Linked DNA regions of Mus musculus: region 1 is linked to region 2. The links are chromatin loops, found by intact Hi-C in ENCODE. Cell type or tissue: left cerebral cortex. All regions are shown on one strand. Each heading gives the region's core, and the rest is flanking DNA. Links, peaks and the distances in the headings are about the cores only. Region 1 has its middle 46 kb from the start of Tnfsf13b. Region 2 overlaps Myo16 (myosin XVI).

Region 1 (10,274 bases), core at 1,252-9,251, 350 kb before region 2:
CATATTATATACATCTGTCAAATGTACACACACACACACACACACACACACACACACACACACACACACACACACACTGATTACATGTATATTGAAAAGAATGAGCTATAATATGGCTGATGGTTTTCTAGCTGTCCACTCAAAACCAGTGACCCAAATCCTCTCCCTCTTCTGCCCTTGAGCACTCCTCCATTGAAGGTCAGCGTCTCACAGCCTTACTTTCTGCCTTCTGAGGGTGATAGTACAGTTTCTTTATGTTGGCTCCTGTCTTCTATGATTTCTGTTGTAATAAACACCATAATCAAAAGCAGATTGGGGAGGAAAGCTTTTATTTGGCTTATGTGTCTGCACCATAGTCCATCATGACAAGAATTCAGGGCAGGAAGTCAAGCAGGAATCGAGAGGCAGGAACTGCAGCAGCGGTCATTTAGGGCTGTTGTAAATTTGCTTGCACCTCATGGATCCTGCCCAGTCTACTTCTGTAAGCACCTCAGGAGCATCTGCCCAGGGAGGGCACTGACCACAATGGGCTAAGCCCTCACACATCAGTAATGATGCAAGGATAATAATTGTACCACAGAGTGCCCACAGGTCAACTGAGGGAGACTGCTTTTCAATTGACATTTCTTCTTTCTAGGTGACTAGCTTGTTTCAAATTGGCAAAACCTCGGAGAGATGGCTCAGCGATTAAGAGCACTGTTTGCTCTTCCAGAGGTGCTGAGTTCAATTCCCAGTAACTTGGTGGCTCACAACCATCTATGATTGGGATCTGAGTCTCTCTTCTGGCATGCAGGTGTACATACAGAAAGAGCACTCACATACCCACAATGTACCCAAATTGGCAGAAATCATCAAATCCCCAAGACTCACCAAAGCTTCTGAATGTGGTATTTCATGCATGGTTACCATCTTGCCTTTACTTCCTAAAACAGTCTTCATTCATGGCAGAGGGTGCAACTACACTGCCTTCTTATTCATTTATAAAGAGCTTTCAGGTTTAGTAACAATGAATAAGGTTTAGTAGTCCCTGAGCCTCAGAGGCAACCACATCGAATTCACTCGCGGCTGAGATAGACCAGCCAGGTGGGCAGAAGGATTCGTCTGGGCTGTGAACTGACATAGGCCAGGGCCATCTTAGTGATTCTTATTAACATGTAGATTAATGTTAATGTGAATGGCTGTGTCATTCTCATTGACCTTGGAGTCCAAACCCATCAGTTCTGGATGACTGTACCAGACCACAACCATGCGAAGACACAAGTCTGTGCTGTATTTCAGGAATCCTGCACAAAATCTTAAGCTGCAAAAAATCTTTCTGTAAATCTTCGCCCACACACTCTGCCTTGACCCACAAGCTGTACGCTGGTAATTATAGAGAATGTATGTATATGCAGCATGGTTGCGGGGGTGGAAGGACTCCTGCTTTGTCTTCGTTGTCTGCAGTTGGATGCCAGCATCTCTGCTCTGCAGGCGCTCCCTGGTTTAGCCATGGAGATTCTGCAGAGCTCTGCATTTAGCATTGCTCAGCTTTCCTTTCGAAATCCCCGGGTCCCTCAGGTCCAAGGCCAATTCCAGCTAAGTCCCCTCACTATCTCCCGTTGCCTGGTGCAGGCTTTGGCTCAGAAGAGCCTTCGGTTCGTGTTTCATAGTTGAGAAATGGCTATGTGAACGGCATACACATCTACATTAATGAGGACAACTTTTTCTTCCACTCCCGTTCTTGGATCTGAGCATCACAGGACAGGGCTCTGATAGAGGCATGGAAACATCTGCCTGTTTCATCAGAGACTCTCAGTGTGAGCGCTTTGCACTTCACTCATCTGCAGAGTCCATGTCACCTTTCAGTGATCTGTAATACCTGTGAGAGTAGAGCACTGAAGGCAGAGTCAGAAAACCACCTCTAGCAAACCCTGTTATACTACTACTGAGGTGCACTAACTCTTGGGGAATGCTCTGAAGAACTGAACCTGGCCAGGCAAAAGAAATATTGTACATGCCCCCCACCTGCCCCCGAGGATGAGGGCACAAAGTAAGTCTTTTTGCATAGGGCTGACTTTTTATGTGCTTTTCTGTTGGGGTAGGGGTATGCCTCAGTGTTTGTTTGTTTGTTTGTTTGTTTGTTTGTCTGTTTCACTCTGCAGAACCAGAAAAGAACCAATGAGGTAGGACCTTGGGGACTAGTAGACCCTCAGAAACACATACACTTTCCAAATCTGTTAGTGGACATCTATGGCTGAGCCCTGAGTCGGCTGAGGGCAGATCCAACCCACAGAAGCTTAGGCCAAAGTGTCTGCAGAGGTAAGACCTGGTACACTCCTGAGAAACTGAGGTTACAGATCCCACCCAGCTGTCAAGAATCCATAAATCACCCCAGCCCTCTAGTCTGCACTCTCACACACAGAAATGCTGACACACAGAAATGCTACTTTCAAGAAATAAAGATTTGGGTCAGTCAGGGACAGAATAATTTATGTATAATTCATAATTTTGTCTGCCTTGTAGACTCAAGTACTTTCAACTATTTATATTCAAATATACTAAATTTACACATGTATTTTCTATTTTTTTAAAGCAAGCATCTTTAAAGGAATGGAAAGTCACGTTCACCCTTTTAACTTTCCGTTCTGTATTCTCATGGGTTAAGAATGTGTAAAATTATCTCCCTGTCCCCTTGTGTCTGCAGTTTCATTTATAGGTGTTTAGCACACTTCTCCTGGGAAATGCTTAGGCTTTGCCTTTCGTTTCTGAGTTTAGCTGTGTTCCATCTATGTTCACATATACATATACAGCCTTTTATCTAAGTGCCCAATGGGTTAGGCAGCTTCTGAGACATGGCTGCATCTGCTGTGCACCGGCAAGGATGCACGTGATACCTTGCCATGGTGGTCCTACCCTTTGTGGTGACATTTTGGTTTCTAATCATTAAAAGTAGACACCCTAGTGCTACCACCTCATACGGTGACATGAAGGGAGGATAGCAGGAGAGAGTGCTGTGCTCCCAGGCAGACCCATAGCCATGCTCCTGTTGTCTAGAGCACTCTGACAGGCACCTTTTACAGTTTGCAAGTGCATATTCAAATGCTCCAAGGGGAGGCCGCACCAATGTTTTAAAATTTTGGACCATGGGATCCACCAGAGATGGAGACCTTTGGTCATCGTTGAGGGAAGTTAACTGAGTGACTATGTAAGAGCGGGGAGGCATCACGATCTTGAACAGCATTCATTTCTCCAGTGTACACTCTATTCTCTTGGGACTAAGCAGCTATCATCCAGAGCAGCTGAGTCACACTGCTCTGAGAGCTTTCCATAACTCTCTGGACTTCGGGATGCAGACTAGATCTTAGCTTCCCACCCAGGATGTCTCCCGAAGTTGTACCACCATCCTTCATTATGAAAGACAAATTACACACACACACACACACACACACACACACACACACACACACACACCCCACACATATATTTACACAAACACCACACACATCATATACACTCACATACATGCACACACACACAAACACCTCCCCACACCAGACACACTACACACACACACACACACACACACACACACACACACATAAACACCCCCGCTATACACCACACATAGTACACACACATTTACATACACACACTCACACACCACAACACAACACAACACACACACACACACACACACACACACACACACACTTCACTGTCTACACAATCTGTGCCAATGACTGACTGGTCACATCACACCATTAATAAATGGCAGTGTGTGAGAATGCAATATGAAAGCATTTCATTTCTGACGTCACAGAAGCTGGCAGCTGGCTTCTGGAGAAAACAGGAAGATAAGGAAAGGCATGAGCAGAGAGGACTGAGGTGAGGCCCTAATGCTCATAGGCTATGTTATCTGTTCGAGTTTTCTTTTGTTGCTGTGCCTAAGCTCCCTGTCTAAAAGTGGAATAGGGCAAAAAGTGTTCCTTTGGTTTCTAATTCCAGGCTACAATCCACCACCACTGCAGGGAAGCAGCTGAGAATCAGCTGCAGTAACCACACCCTGGTTTAATTTTTACACAGTAACAAAACCCCCTTGTTCTGGGACTCAGTGCAGATAAAAATTTGGTTTAACAAATGCTGCCTGAGGGATTCCTTCTTGGTGCCTTTGTTTCACTGTGATAGAAAGGTGAATGTTTGTTCTGACACTGTTCGTTTAGTTTATAGAAACACCACTTCCTTGTTAATGTTTGAACAAACTATCCCACTCAGAGAAGGGTTGTTCCCATGTCAGTCCCTCTAGAAGCCTCTCATTCGCCTGATCCAGCCAATTGATCTCTGCAGCTCCATCTCCAGACCTCTCCATCCATCGCCGAATGGGCACAGGTGACCGTGCCAATATTGCTTAACCAAGTGTATACTTCCCCCCAGGACAATCAAGTAAAATAACACTCACTTTCTCCTGAAACGACAAACTCCTTTCAGTCTACTGGTAGGGTTTGTAATGTCTTATCTTTCACTATTCCTGTATCTTTGACAATTTCTTAAATGTATTTTTATAATTTTTTATTTAAATCTTTGTAATATATTGAAGTAGATGAAATTATCTCCCCTCCAAATAATACCCATAAGACTATCCAGAGTGTCACAATTACCAAAGTTCGAGGACCTGCATCTGTCAATGTATTTGCTGTTACAAACAACAACAAAAAGCCAGAAGAAATGATAACTTAACAAAGAGTGAGTAGAGTTATGGCCCCCAAAGACTTAGTAGACTCAGATATTTTAGCAATTTATTTAAGAAGCACTATGATTGAGAAATCATTTGCTAAATATTCATTTTCAATTAGGCTTTTAAGTGGAATGTCTCATATTCACCCCAGTTGTAGTGAGCCAAATTACTTTGGCTAAATTGCTTTCAGCCTAATCAGATGCTATTTCTTAATACGAAGCCTCCTGTAACTACTAGCAATTAATTGAAGCAGCCTTAAAGATCCTCTTCCATTAGAGAGATTGTCTTCAGGGATCAGTCATTTTTATGATGTTTGTGAGAAAAAAAAAAAACCAGAATAAAGAACAGGTTCCCTACTGTCAGCTGTCAGGGTATTCCCTCGGTTCTGTTCTGCTGCTTGCTTAAGAAGGCTCAGTGGTAGAGTCATTGACTGTCATGCATGAGTTTGGGTTTAGTTCCTAAACAAGGGGGAGGGAGGGAGGGAGGGAGGGAGGGAGGGAGGGAGGGAGGGAGAGAGAAAGAGAGAGGGAGGGAGAGAGAGAGAGAGAGAGAGAGAGAGAGAGAGAGAGAGAGAGCTGCTCAGAGCAAACACCCAGATTTCTGACCTTAATCAGGAACTTGTGTGAAAACACCCTCTTCTTAGAAGAGAGGCAAGGCTCTGTGAAAGAGTACTTATTTATTTAAGCTCACTGAGAACAATAATGCCCTTTGAAAATGATGTCTCGTGTAATTTTAATATTACAAGAAACACTTTCTTTGTCAGCCACAAATTCAAAGCTTCACAAGATCATATTCTCATCATTAAAAATTTTATATAATTTTCAAGCGGCTTAATTTATTACAGGGAAAGATTAAGACCATGAGAAAATTGGGTTTCAGTCCCATCCAGCGTCTTAATGTTGAGCATAAAAGGCTTTATAGTAGTTGCCACTAGGTGGGGGCAGCACAGCAGTTGCTTCTGCTCGGAGCATCTAAGAATAGAAAGCCTTTCTTAGAGATAGAGAGGAACCACAAATCTGGAATGCTTCTGCTAATTATAAGCAGCCTCTTTGAAAGAGGAGTTGAATTTAATTACAGGGACTTCTTTCCTCCACATCACCTGTCCTGCTTAGTTAGGGAAAGCCCATACCCTGGCCCCACACTTTCTTCACTCTCTTGTGTTCATCCCTTCTCAGGGGCTGCAGCAGATGACAGCCACGCTGCAATGGTGAGTGAGGGCAGAGCAGAAGACATCTGGAGAGTGTGGGTGAGCAAGCTCAGCATAGGAAGAGCTCAGTGCTGTATCTCAGAGACAAGAGACCTGATCTTCTTTAACACTGCAAAGCAGAGATGCATTTTGATACAGTGTGCCTATTGCCAAGAAGGGGTAAGACAAAGGAAGACTTTTGGAAGGCACTTAGGACCTGACGTTCTGGATGAGAACTGACAGGACCTTGCTTTTGCTTCTGTATTCTCTCTCTCCCTTCTCTCTCTCCTCTCTCTTCTCTCTCTCCTTTCTCCCTCTCTCCTTTCTCTCTCTCTTCTCTCTCTCCTTTCTCTCTCTTTCTCCTCTCTCTGTCTCTCTCTGTCTCTCTCTCTGTCTCTCTCTCTCTCTCTCCTCTCTCTCTTCTCTCTCTCTTCTCTCTCTCCTTTCTCCCTCTCTCCTTTCTCTCTCTCTTCTCTCTCTCCTTTCTCTCTCTTTCTCCTCTCTCTCCCCCCTCTCTCTGTCTCTGTCTCTCTCTGTGTCTGTCTCTCTGTCTCTCTCCCTCTCCTCTCTCTCTCTCTCTCTCTCTCTCTCTCTCTCTCTCTCTCTCTGCACATATATATGGATCAGTGCTCAGGAGTACCCAGGAGAGTTAGATCCCCTGCAGTCACAAATAGTTGTGAGCTGCCTGACCTGGTGGTACCAGGACCCAAACTCTCTACCAGAGCAGCAAGGGCTCTTACCTTCGAGCCAACTCTCCATCTTTGTCTACTTTTGATGTGACTAAGACAACAAGGGCCCCAGCAGTAAATATAGTGTGCAGCTAGTGACAGACCAAAAACTGTGGTCACTGTTAGCGGTTTTGGTTTCCAAAATACTGAAACTGACTATGGGCTTCACAAAAAATTGTTATTCTCAATTTTTTCACACATTAAACACGGTGAACATCCACAACTGCTTGAAAGAAAATCACCTGCTTCCATCAAGGTAATGGTCTGAAGCATCGTTATTTACAGCTGTTAAAAGACAGTTGTTGTGGGCTGGGCATGGAGGAGCAGCAAATCTTTTCAATTAAAAGACAGATTTAGTGCTGGAGCAACAGCTCAATGCTTAAGAGCAGTGGTTGCTCTCACACGGATTAGGGTTCAGTCCTAAGCATCCCAACAAAGGTTCACAACTGCCTGTAACTCCATTTCCAGCAGATCTAACCCTATAGCTCACAACTGCCTGTAACTCCAGTTCCAGCAGATCTAACTCGATAGCTTTTTTTCACATGTAAAAACTTGGTACAACCAGGCACATACATGGTGCAAATTACATATGTGCAAGCAAAAGCACTCAAATGTATAAAATTAGAATAAATTAATCTTAAGACATAGAGTGGCTGAACAGATTGGAAAATTGAGGATTTAAACTGTGTATGGCAAACTTGAGGAAGTTGACCATTCTCAGCGAAAGAAGTAAGGGCTTGGCTCTCTAGACTACTCTGGACCCCTGAACAAGCTGAAAGCTTGTGTTTCATGGAATATACAGTAACGAACAATATCTTTTACTAACCATGGCATTTGGGATACTTTTTGCGTCTTCTAAAAGAAGACACATCAAGACTAAAAAGTCTAGTCCCCTGTAATGTAATCTTACCTGGAGATTGAGAAACAGGTGTTGCAACATTCGAGTCACCCAGAATTCACAAGGGTGAGTCTCAATCCAATTGGACAGACGAGGAAAGCAGATCTTGAACTTGGCCTCACACAGGGAGGCTATCATGTGAGCAAGACACTTATCTCCAGTGAAGAGGTGAACACAGGGCAGCCCTTGCCCATGCACCCTCCGGAGGAGGCTGAGGCATGCTGAGCTGACTGACTTCTCTGGCCTCCTCAACTGGAGAGAGCCACTCACTGTTGTTCCTCCATCTGGTCCTTATGGCTTCACAGCACCCCTTGCAGACTCATGAGGATCAACAAAGCTTATTCTGGAAGCAGAGGTTTCTCATAAACATTTCAAACTGAAAAGATCCCACCTAAGAAACTCATGCTATGAAACTCGGGGACTTCCAGTGAGTAGCCGTGAGGAAGAAACATTGTAGCTAGACTTAGGGAGGATGGTATCTAAGGCTGGCAGAAACTTGGGGCTGCTGGTTTCTGATACAGATTAGCAGTAGATCTCCTTTGGCTGGTGACCTCACACTCTGGCCTGCTCTCTGTTTTGCTTTCATCATTCTCTGTGGGAAGACCCTGCTGGCAGGTCAGGGAGTGTAGTTTCCATTACTCCTATGCCCCATTCATACAAGGAATAAGTTGGAAATACTTAGAAATATTCCTGTGAGTAAAACAAATTTACTTGTGTTTCTTATCCGTATGACTTGAGGATTAGATATTTCTGCGTTTGCTTTTGTGGAGACATCTGCGAGCTCGAGGTCAGGAATCTACTATTTCCAATCTTATTCTAATAAACACATGATTGAAACTTGCTAAATATCGCTGCCAAAGGCACTCTTGTCACATGATACATATAACTGTAAAGGATTCCAAGGGGTCTGAGTTAATTTTTGAGGTTAAAACTCCTAAAACTCAACTAAACACCCGAATTCTGTCACCTTTCTCTTTCTGTATGCCACAGGGTTTACGGTGTAGTGAGGCTTTGCTGAAGGGGCTGGGTACTGAAATGGGAGGAGGGAGGAGCCTCAGGTAAAGAGGACAAGGATGCCATCTGCATGCTGTGTCCTCACTGGCACAGTCGGCCTAACCTGCACTCTGGATGCGGCTGAAGCAAATGAATGATTTGAACAGGAACATAGTCCAGTATGTAACCTGGACTTGTAAGACTATGGAGACTTCCCAGCAGTGGGTGGTTTGTCAGGGTGAAAGAAAGCATTACAGGAGGCCTTGGAAGGCAGGCAGACCACATTCAAGCCACTGGCTCAGAGGAAGCAGCCTGTGGAAGCACATAAGCCAGAGGGTGGACATAACCTACTACAGACTGTGGTATTCCTTCAGATCCATCCTATTGAAAACAATGAGTGTGGCCATGGTGTGACTGTGGCTGTGGCTTCTTTGGCCCCTGCAGCCTTCCTTGACCACAGAAGGTTCTGTGCACCCGGGAGGACCTGGGGTGACAAGCAAACATCATACTCACCTGAGGCCTTGCTGTGTCTCTGCTTCAAGTGTGGTGTCTTCCTGGTTCCATGGCAAGCTCAAGTGGAATCAACCCCACTCTATATCCCAACTCTCATTTTCATCCCTCCAGAGCCCTGGCCATCTCTTGTGGCTGGTTGAGAAGTTTTCCTGTTGCCTTTAAGACTGGATAACACATCAGCAAGCATTGCTTGGCTGTCTGTTTCAGCCACGGGGGTTGCTGTACCTGAAAAGAAGCAGTTTTGACCCCACAGGTGCACCAAGCTGAGTGCAGCAGATGAGAGATGTGCGAGGAGAGGAAGGCAGGGACTTCACTTCATTCACTAAACTTGGCTGAGAAGGGAGGCTGAGAGAAGGCGGATGCCATGCCCTCCTGTCTCCCAGCCTTGGTCAGCTGAAAGGCTCTCTGCATCCGATTAGATGGATGGCTCTTTACAGTGCTCACTGCATCCTGATGGATGGATGGCTCTTCATTTAATGCTTTGCTATTTAATACTCTGGTCGCATAATTAGGTACTAAATGCTAATAACATTGACTGCATCTCATTATTTCATAATTCATTGAATTACTTACTCCATAGCCCAGGTAATCCTAAAACTATACTCGTCAAATTTGATTTGGAATTTGGCCTTGCACAAAGTTGATGTTTTGTTTGTTTGCTTGGTTGGTTGGTTTTGGTGTTTTCTGAGACAGTATGTAGCCTTGTATTGTCTCATACTCACTGTAATCCTCCTGCCTCAGCCTACTAACCAGAGTCCACTATGCTCAGCCAAAGTCAAACTTTTTAAAGTACATTATAGCTTTATTCTCTTTATTCTTTAAAGAAAATACTTATTATTTGTTTAGCGTTGTGGAAGAAGGCTGCTCACCTAATAAGGTACGTGTGGTAGTCAAAGGACAGATTAGGTGTCAGCCCTGCCCTCCTCCACCATAGAGGACCTGGGGAGAGGACTCATGTAGGGTTCTCACAGATTCTATAGAGTATGCAGCTATCAATGAGCCAGGAATGATACTGTCCTGTCTCTTACCTAGTGTCCCTTTCCCAGGGTGTGCTTGTCTCAGTCCACATTGTGCTACTGAAACCCGACCACAGGCAGCATACTCCATAGTGAACACATGTGTGCTTGCTCACAGTCCAGGACTGAGAGGACACAGCTGCCAGGGGCCTTCATAATGGGTCCTTGCATGATGAAAGATACCATGTGATCAGAAAGCACCAGTGAGAAAGAGACTGGACTCAGGTTT
Region 2 (8,000 bases), core at 1-8,000:
CCCATACTATAGTCATCAGGTGCTGAATATACCCTCAGGGCTCAGGAAACCCTGAAGAAAGGGAGGCAGAAAGAGTGTAAGAGTCAGAGGGGATGAAGAACTCAAAGAAAATAAAGCCATCTAAATGAACATGGTCAATGCTCATATGAGCTCACAGAGACTGAGGCAGCAGACACAGGGTCTGCATGGGTCTGCGTCGGGTCCACCATATATGCATGACGGCTTCCAGTTTAGTGTTTTTATGAGAGTTCTGAGTGTGCAAATGAGTGGGCCTCTGATTCTTGTGCCTTCTCTTGCGATCTTTTCCTTCTGTTGGTTTGTCTTGTCCAATTCCAATGTGTTAGGTTTTTTTTTTAATCTTTTCTTATTTTGTTTTATTATTACCCTTTAGAAGCCTTTTCTTTTCCTAGTGGGAGACAGAAAGGAGTGGATCTGGATGACACTGGAGGTGGGGAGGACCTGGGAGGAACAGAAGGAAGGGAAGCTGTAATCAGGATCTAGCATGTGAGGGGGAAAATGTATTGTCAATAAAAGGGAGGGGGGCAAGTTGAATATCTCCAGAATAGATATTCTATAAATTAGCACCAGATAAGACATTATGTTTAATTTGCTTTACAAACTTCATTTTAATGTCACACCATAAAGTTAGTAACTTGTTTTTGTCCCAGGAGCTTCTATGAATCAGGTCGATGGAGCTAAGAAGAGATCATTCATCAAGTTGAGAGTTCAGTTATTAACATTTCAACGTTTTACTCGAAAATGCACTTTAATTAATTAATTAGAACATGGCTCACCCTTCAGCCATAGGAAGACAGGTGCCAGGCAGTCCTCTGGAGTTCTGACATCCAACACCTACTGACAAGACAGGACACCTGCTGGCTTGGTGTTTAGGAGAAACCTATCCAATTGACAGTAGAGCTGTCCCATCAATTCCCTGGCAGCATCATTCCTCCCACCATCCGTGAGTCTCAGAATCATCTCTGGTTCTTTTTCTCCCTTTTCTAATCCAGTGAATTTGTGTTCTCCCCCATTTTCTCTCAGTGGAGAACGAGGGTCAGGGAAGACCCAGGCCAGCAAGCAGATCATGAAGTACCTGACCAGCAGGGCCAGCTCCAGCTGTACCATGTTTGACTCCAGACTCAGGCATGTAAGTCGATATGGGAGTGCATGGATTGGGCCAAGAGCAACGCCACTTGCAAATACAGGGATGCATCACCATGGTCAAAGATAATGCCTAGGGCTGATAGTTCTGCTGGGGATTTTCTGAAAAGCAACACTGGAGCAATCCTGAGAGCAAACAATAAGCCTGCAATGTTTTTAAAAGAAGTGGCCACGGTAAACATGGATGATTTTAATCTACAGCTATTCATTAGGCTTGCACCCTCTTCAGCAACACATCGGTTCACTCCACGGCTCTAATGTAGCAGTTGGAGTCAACTTGGGAAGACTGGCAAGCCTCTACTCAAATATGCTAACATACCGGTGCCTGATACTCCCAAATGAAAACATGAATAAATCAACATGATTATAAGATAAATGCCAGTTAACTAATGGAAATAGGAGAATCTATTGACTTAATTGAAATGACAGGGAACAATAGTCTCCCCTCTAAATCACTAGCTAAGATAATCATCTATTAAAATGATCATTGGCAAGAGAACAGGCTCTGGAATTTCTCAAATGCAGTCTGATCACTTTATATAAGTTGGCTTTGATATTTAGTTTACGTGACTACTTTCCAACTCCTGTTGAGCTGGTTGGGTGTAACTCTCTCAAGTCTGCTGGCACTGGGGGATGAAAAAACCCTGGCTCCATGGAGATTTCAAGTGATTCCCTGTATGTTTTCTTCATTCTTCATGACATGTTTAAATCCCATCTTAACCATGGGATTCCCTACGTTAGATACCATCCACACAAACATCGTTGTCTAAGTCCATGAAGCCCAGTGCAGGTTCAGCAAAGCATCCTGAGGAATTGACAGGGCTTTACGCAAGAGTCAAAGGAATTTGTCAAGTGATTTGTAAATCTGTGTAACAGTACAGGACATCTGTAAAATTCAGTGGACTTGAGAGGTGGAAACTACTAGAATCTTCATGAGATAAAGATTTGGCTAGCAGAATCGAATCAGTAGATAGAGCATCCTTCGTGCACAGGGCTATTTAGCAGTGAGGTTGAGATGGAGAGCCAGCTTAATTGAAAGGAAGCTCTCAGGTGAAGACAGGTGAGCTGTCCTGAGGCTGATTGTGAACCCTCAGTGGGGGGCCTTTCACTGGCAGACACACAGAGAGCTGCACAAACAAACCTCACTAGGGGAAGGCTGGTGGCATCTTAAGCAGACTGTTGTGTGATAGAAGCAGTGAAGGTCTTGTTCAGTTAGCAAAGATTATACACGTGAAAGGAAGCTAGAGAGATAAAAGCAAGAGCGATTGGGGCAGAGGGCATCTCCAGTGACTGTCACACAGAAAGTGATGAAGGAACCTCCTGCAATTGGCACAGCAACAGCCTTGTCCAAGCCACATGCAGCCACCCCCACAAGATTAACGGGGCTGTCTGAGAGGTCCATGGCCTCTCTGTTCATCTTCCTGGGACATGGTACTCACATGAACCATGAGGAAGGAAGGAAGACAAAGACATGGCTGGGTCTGAAAGATGCTAAGGAGCGTGGGACCTGAGCGAAGGCCAGTCTTGCAGGGCATCCCTGTCCTATGAGAGGTCTCTCGGTGTGTTTGCTGTGCTGTGTACTCAGGGGCAGGTGGAGTCCAATGCTCAGATGGGTTGCTCTCCTCCCCTAGGTCTGCGAGCAGCTAAGCCCCCAACACTACTTTGTCTCTAACCCGTTTATCTCAATCTTGATGATCAGGAGTGGGTCTTTTCTGTGTCATTGGACTTATTGAAGCAGAAAACCACCTTTTTTGAAAGAAATTGCCTGGGACTTCTTGTCCATTCCATTCCAAATGAGTTTCAGACTCACTCAATTCTGTTCCAATGATTTAAATAAGCCTTTATTGAGAAGTCCCTTTGGAGAGGAGAATGACAGGCTAAGTTTGATTAATGGGTGTGTGGATATTCATTAAGGAGCCCCTGGACCTTTATTTCTAGGAAATACAATATAATTAGCTACTTTCACAACACATAGTCACTTTAACTATTAAAACTTATACCACACAGTATAAGTGGGGAAAAATCAGTTCAATAAAATTTTAATCAGTAAACATTGAGGGTGCAAATAGGTATTTTTTCTATATATTTTCATTTAAATTTTTATGGCTATGTGCTCTTCTTATAATCTTGTTTCAGAGTCATATACCAGTTTTAGCTTGTCTCAGCATTTCTCCTAATACAGTTACTTAGCGCCACCTATTGGCCGACTAGTTAATAAAGAAGAAAATAGCTGGCAGTTTCAAGCTTGGAACTGCCATCTGGAAGAACGCAGAAGTGTGCACTGAAAAGGTCGTAAGAGTTTACAGTTCTTAAATGGCTTTAGTGTCACATGTCTTTATTTCTAGGCAAGACAAATTGGACAAGGTTATTATGAAGCTAGGATTAAGTGTGTGACTCTGCAGCCAGACTGCCTTGGTTCAAATCCCAGCTAGGAGTCTATGGTCCTGACAGTTGATTCTACTTCCTTGATGAGACAGTTGAGACTCTGATATTCAAGGTTGAAAACCGTCACACGTACACACGTATTTACACATGTAGCTCATGTTAGGGTGCGCGTAGGCACATAGTAAGCACAGTAGATGTGTGTCTACAGTCAGTCACTAATGGGAGGAGAGTCATTATTGGTCATGCACATGTCTGCTCTGTGTCGGGACAAAGCCACGTGCTTTAAACGCAAGACGCAGCAAGCACCCAAAAGTCATCCTGTGTCAGAGTTCAGCAGAGTGAGGTTGGGAGTTGAAGGAGCTTGCTCTACCTTTAGAGCGTGTCGCTTGCTCACCTGAGATGGGGAGGCAGCTGTCTGGGTACACATCACCCATTATTCATGATAACCTTTCTTATAAAATAATAAACCACCACTTTATTGTCAAATACAATACAGAAATGCCTCAAATCTAAAATATTTTTAAATCATCCTATTTTACGGCTTTTAAAAATAATTATTTTGCTGTATGCTCATGCAGTGAGAAGGGATTACATTGTTAATTTTAATATATGCATAGCTACCTATTCAATGTAATTAAGAAAACATAAATCATATTGATCACAAATGAACTGGCAATTGTGTCCTGCCTGCTATCAATTTGCTTTGGGTTGTATTAATTTTCAGGCCCAAATAATAGATTTTTGTAAAGATTTAATGTCTCTTCAGAAACCTAAGCTTCCATACCAGATGGTTAAACACATTTCATTATATTTAGCATTTTTGATTTGTGATTGGGATCAAAGTGTCGCTTTATAATAGTCAATCATGCAGAATGCTTCTCAAATTAATAAGTGCCCAGATATGACAAATGCCAAGTTTTTATTTAAAAAAAAACTTAAGAAATAGACTCAATACATTTGCTTAAAATGAATAATGATTATCTCAAAAATAATGTCATAAATTAAAGGGTGTAGGATGAGGACCCATTGAATCAGGAGAGTGGCCTTTGGCCATCAGGTGGCTGGCAAAAGCTGGGTTTTATGTATTTGTAGAGTCTTGAAGGAGAAAGGACTTGCCGGGTTTACACACAGCTGGAGACTTGTTCAGTCATGATCCTTGCTAAGGTCCCAGTCAGTTGATGGACAAGAACTGGATTTTAATTCATGCTCAATATTTGAAGAAACTTGTTTAGAGAATATGTCATATCCCGGGTCCAACAGAGGGGCTTCACACTAGAGTTTTAGAACCATGGGATCTCAACCTTTGAAACAAAGCACAGGGCAGTGGGGGAGCGGGGGGCATGACAGTGACTTCATTGGTTGTTTAGTTCTGTTTCTGCAAGAGAGGGTGGGTTGCAATGGGCCACAGTGCAGCCAGAAAAGAGGTTAGCAAATCTGAATATTGACGCACGTATACGCGTGCCCAGGGATTAGGAAGGACTCAGGTTTCTGTCATTTCTAATTCTTCTTTAAAAAACAAAACAAAACAAAAAACCACGAAGGAGCTGGGGCTGGTGCCCAATCGGTAAGAGTGTAGAAAGGGCTGAGGTCAGATTCCAGCACCCATGTAAAAAGCCAGGAACGTCATCTGTGAGCTTGTAACTCCTGGCCTGTGGGGGTAGAGACAGTCATGAAGCTTCCTGGCTGTCAATTCAGGGAAAGAGCCTGTTGCGAGGGAGGAATGTGGAGAATGACAAATTAGGTTACCCAAGGTCATCCCCACACATGTGCACATATACCATCAGCCCCTCCCCTGCAGTGTGTGTGTGTATGTGGTGTATATGTGCGTGTGCATGTGCGCGCGCGCACGTGTGTGTGTGTGTGTGTGTGTGTCTGTGTGTGTGTGTGCGTGTGTGTGTGTGTGGTGTGTGTGGTATGTATGTGTGTGTGTGTGCGTGTGCGTATATGTATATGTGCGTGTGCGTATATGTATATGTGTGTGGTGTGTGTGTGGTGTGTATGGGTGTGTGTGTGTGTGTGTGTGTGTGTGTGTGTGTGTGGTGTGTATGTGTGTGCATGTGCATGTATGTATATGTGCGTGTGCATGTGTGCATGTGTGTGTGTGGTGTATGTGTGGTGTGTATGGGTGTGTGTGCACGTGTGTGTGTGTGGTGTGTATGGGTGTGTGTGCATGTGCATGTATGTATATGTGTGTGTGCTGGGTGTGTGTGGTGTGTATGGGTGTGTGTGTGTGTGTGTGTGTGTGTGTGTGGTGTGTATGGGTGTGTGTGTGTATGTATATGTGCACGTGCAGGTGTGTGTGTGTGTGTGCGTGTGTAGAACACTGGCCTCCATTTCTGTGCAGGCAGGTAAAATATGTGACATTAATAGTGGCTACAGTCTTGTGTGCACTTGTAGTTTCCACCTGAGGCGAGGACAGCCTGCATTATGTGGAGAGCACAGAGCCTTCACCAAGCAGCAACATAGTCCCAGCAGCAAGGCTGCAACGGTTCTCTGTTTTTATTCATTTTAAGGGGCAGTCCAATCAAATTCTCTCTCCTACTGCAGGCCATATACATCGTGGAGGCCTTCGGACATGCCAAGACCACACTCAACAATGTGTCCAGTTGCCTCATACAGTACTGGGAACTGCAGTGCTGTCAGAGGAGAAAGCACATAACTGGAGGTGAGTTTGCATGTAGCCAGCAGAGGGCGCCTGCTCCTAGAGAGACAGAGGCCATGGGGGCTGTGAAGCTTACATTCACTATCTAGACAACCCCAAGTCAGCACACAGCAGAGAGAAGCCAATGACAGCCCATCACCGGAAGAGAATTCACTCGCCACCACTTATGGATTTATAAACCTCTTATTCGTACCCTAGAACTGTCTTATAATAACGATGACCAGGTGTGCCCAGAGGAGCCTGGGCTGCCTTGTGCATCCTGAGGCGTCAGGTTTCAAGTTCAGACTTCACTGGGAATCAAAAATATTCTCAAGTGCGAGGTGAGCCTCCCCAGGAGGAGTGCTGTATAAAGCACACAACACAGAAAGAAGGACTTATCAAAAAAGACAAACAAACAAACACCTGACAGGAGTAGTCCTCCCACAAAAATGCAAACCCTCAAACAAATTATAGCCACGTGCAGTTCCTTCACATGGCGCCCAGTGAGATCTGTTTAAATCAAATCTGATTTTTTTTAAATGATTGAATTACAACCAATCTAAACATTAAAGCAACCACCAAACTAAACTGAAACAGAATCGGTTTCTTATTTGCTTTAAATATTAGCTGTGTATTTTTTTTTCTGGAAACTCATTTACAATTCAAGATTTTACTGACCAGTAGCAGGTTCTGGGCACAGTCTAAGATTCCTAGGTGAGAAATTCCCAGAGACCAGACAGGAAAGGTTGTGACTGTCCTTTGCCACATGGCTGTGCAGACCCAGGTGACGCCTGTGGTCAGGTTAAACTGGCAGTCTGTGAGCAGTGTGGCGTCCCAAGTCACTCACTGGCCACTTGCTTGCTCCACTGTGTGGCAGGACATTCTGTGGGGAGCCTCAGAGTCACTGATGTTTGAGAGCATAGCTCCTACTAAGCCTAATGCAGCCTTTCGCCATCCTGATGCTGATGTTGAGAGCCTGGATATCACAAACATAGTCCACGCACTGCCAAGGAGAGACCCTGCATCTGCCTCAGAGCTCACCTCTGCTCCTTGTAAAAGGAAACTGAAAATCGTGTACTCTGAGACAATTCATCATGAAACTCAAGTCTGAGTGCATCCTCTTTGAAGAACAGGCAGGGTGACGCTGATACTGGGCAGAAGAGACTCAAGTGAAGACTGTGATGGACTTATCCATTTTACCATATGGACAGGACTTGAGAACAAAAGTGTGCTGTGCCGTGTAAAGATACAGTCCATGCCAATCAGTTAATCACAGGAGCATCCATCATAGAGGCGCAGGGGTGCTGGGAGCTTTCCTGTCATGACAGTGATATGCTCAGATACGTTGAGGGAGTGGAGGACAGAGCCTTGAAAGCAGTTGTATGCAGTCGGAACACTAAGGCAAGGTCGCTACAAAGATGCTTGCTTGTGCCAAGAAAACTCTCAGTCTGGAGAGGAGACCTCTGACCACTGCTAGTCTGGTATTCTGAGGTCCCGGGAAGGATACGGCAGCCTTGCTTCCCTGGTAATGTGAGCATCCATAAATGAAGTGGGCAAGAAGCCTGGGAATGTTCCAGAATGTCAGGCTCTGATACCTGCTGTAACAAAGTGTTGTGTGGGACTTTTCCTGGAGGGACCCAATACACACACAGAGAGACGACACAGACACACAGGCACAGACAGACACACAGACACACAGACAAACACTAAGATGGAAGTCACAGAAGAGGATGCCTAATGACAACTGCTGGCTTTCACATGGATGTTAGAGAGTGCACCAGGATGTACACACACACACTACACATACCACACA

The links. A loop is a pair of places that touch in the nucleus more often than their neighbours do. Peaks named below come from ENCODE experiments on the same cell type or tissue, not always from the same donor. Only the 100,000 strongest peaks of a DNase experiment are listed, where the experiment ranks them.
Region 1: a loop joins it to region 2, with 5 times the contacts of the local background. A loop is called at or near these places in 29 of 42 quality-filtered maps.

The regions. Positions count from the first base shown.
Region 1 is chr8:10,047,990-10,058,263 of GRCm38, forward strand. No RefSeq gene overlaps it. Among named protein-coding and RNA genes, the nearest start is that of Tnfsf13b, 46 kb to the left of the region's middle. In left cerebral cortex, for the core only: a CTCF peak has its summit at 5,641 (motif pointing right); DNase peaks (open chromatin) are centred at 1,379, 2,762, 5,718 and 5,889; H3K27ac peaks cover 1,737 bases.
Region 2 is chr8:10,399,443-10,407,442 of GRCm38, forward strand. Myo16 (myosin XVI) reads left to right here. Exons shown (of 35, transcript NM_001319151.1): 14 at 1,042-1,147; 15 at 6,094-6,211. Among named protein-coding and RNA genes, the nearest start is that of Gm51561, 27 kb to the right of the region's middle. In left cerebral cortex, for the core only: CTCF peaks have their summits at 3,360 (motif pointing left) and 6,230 (motif pointing right); DNase peaks (open chromatin) are centred at 3,362 and 6,222.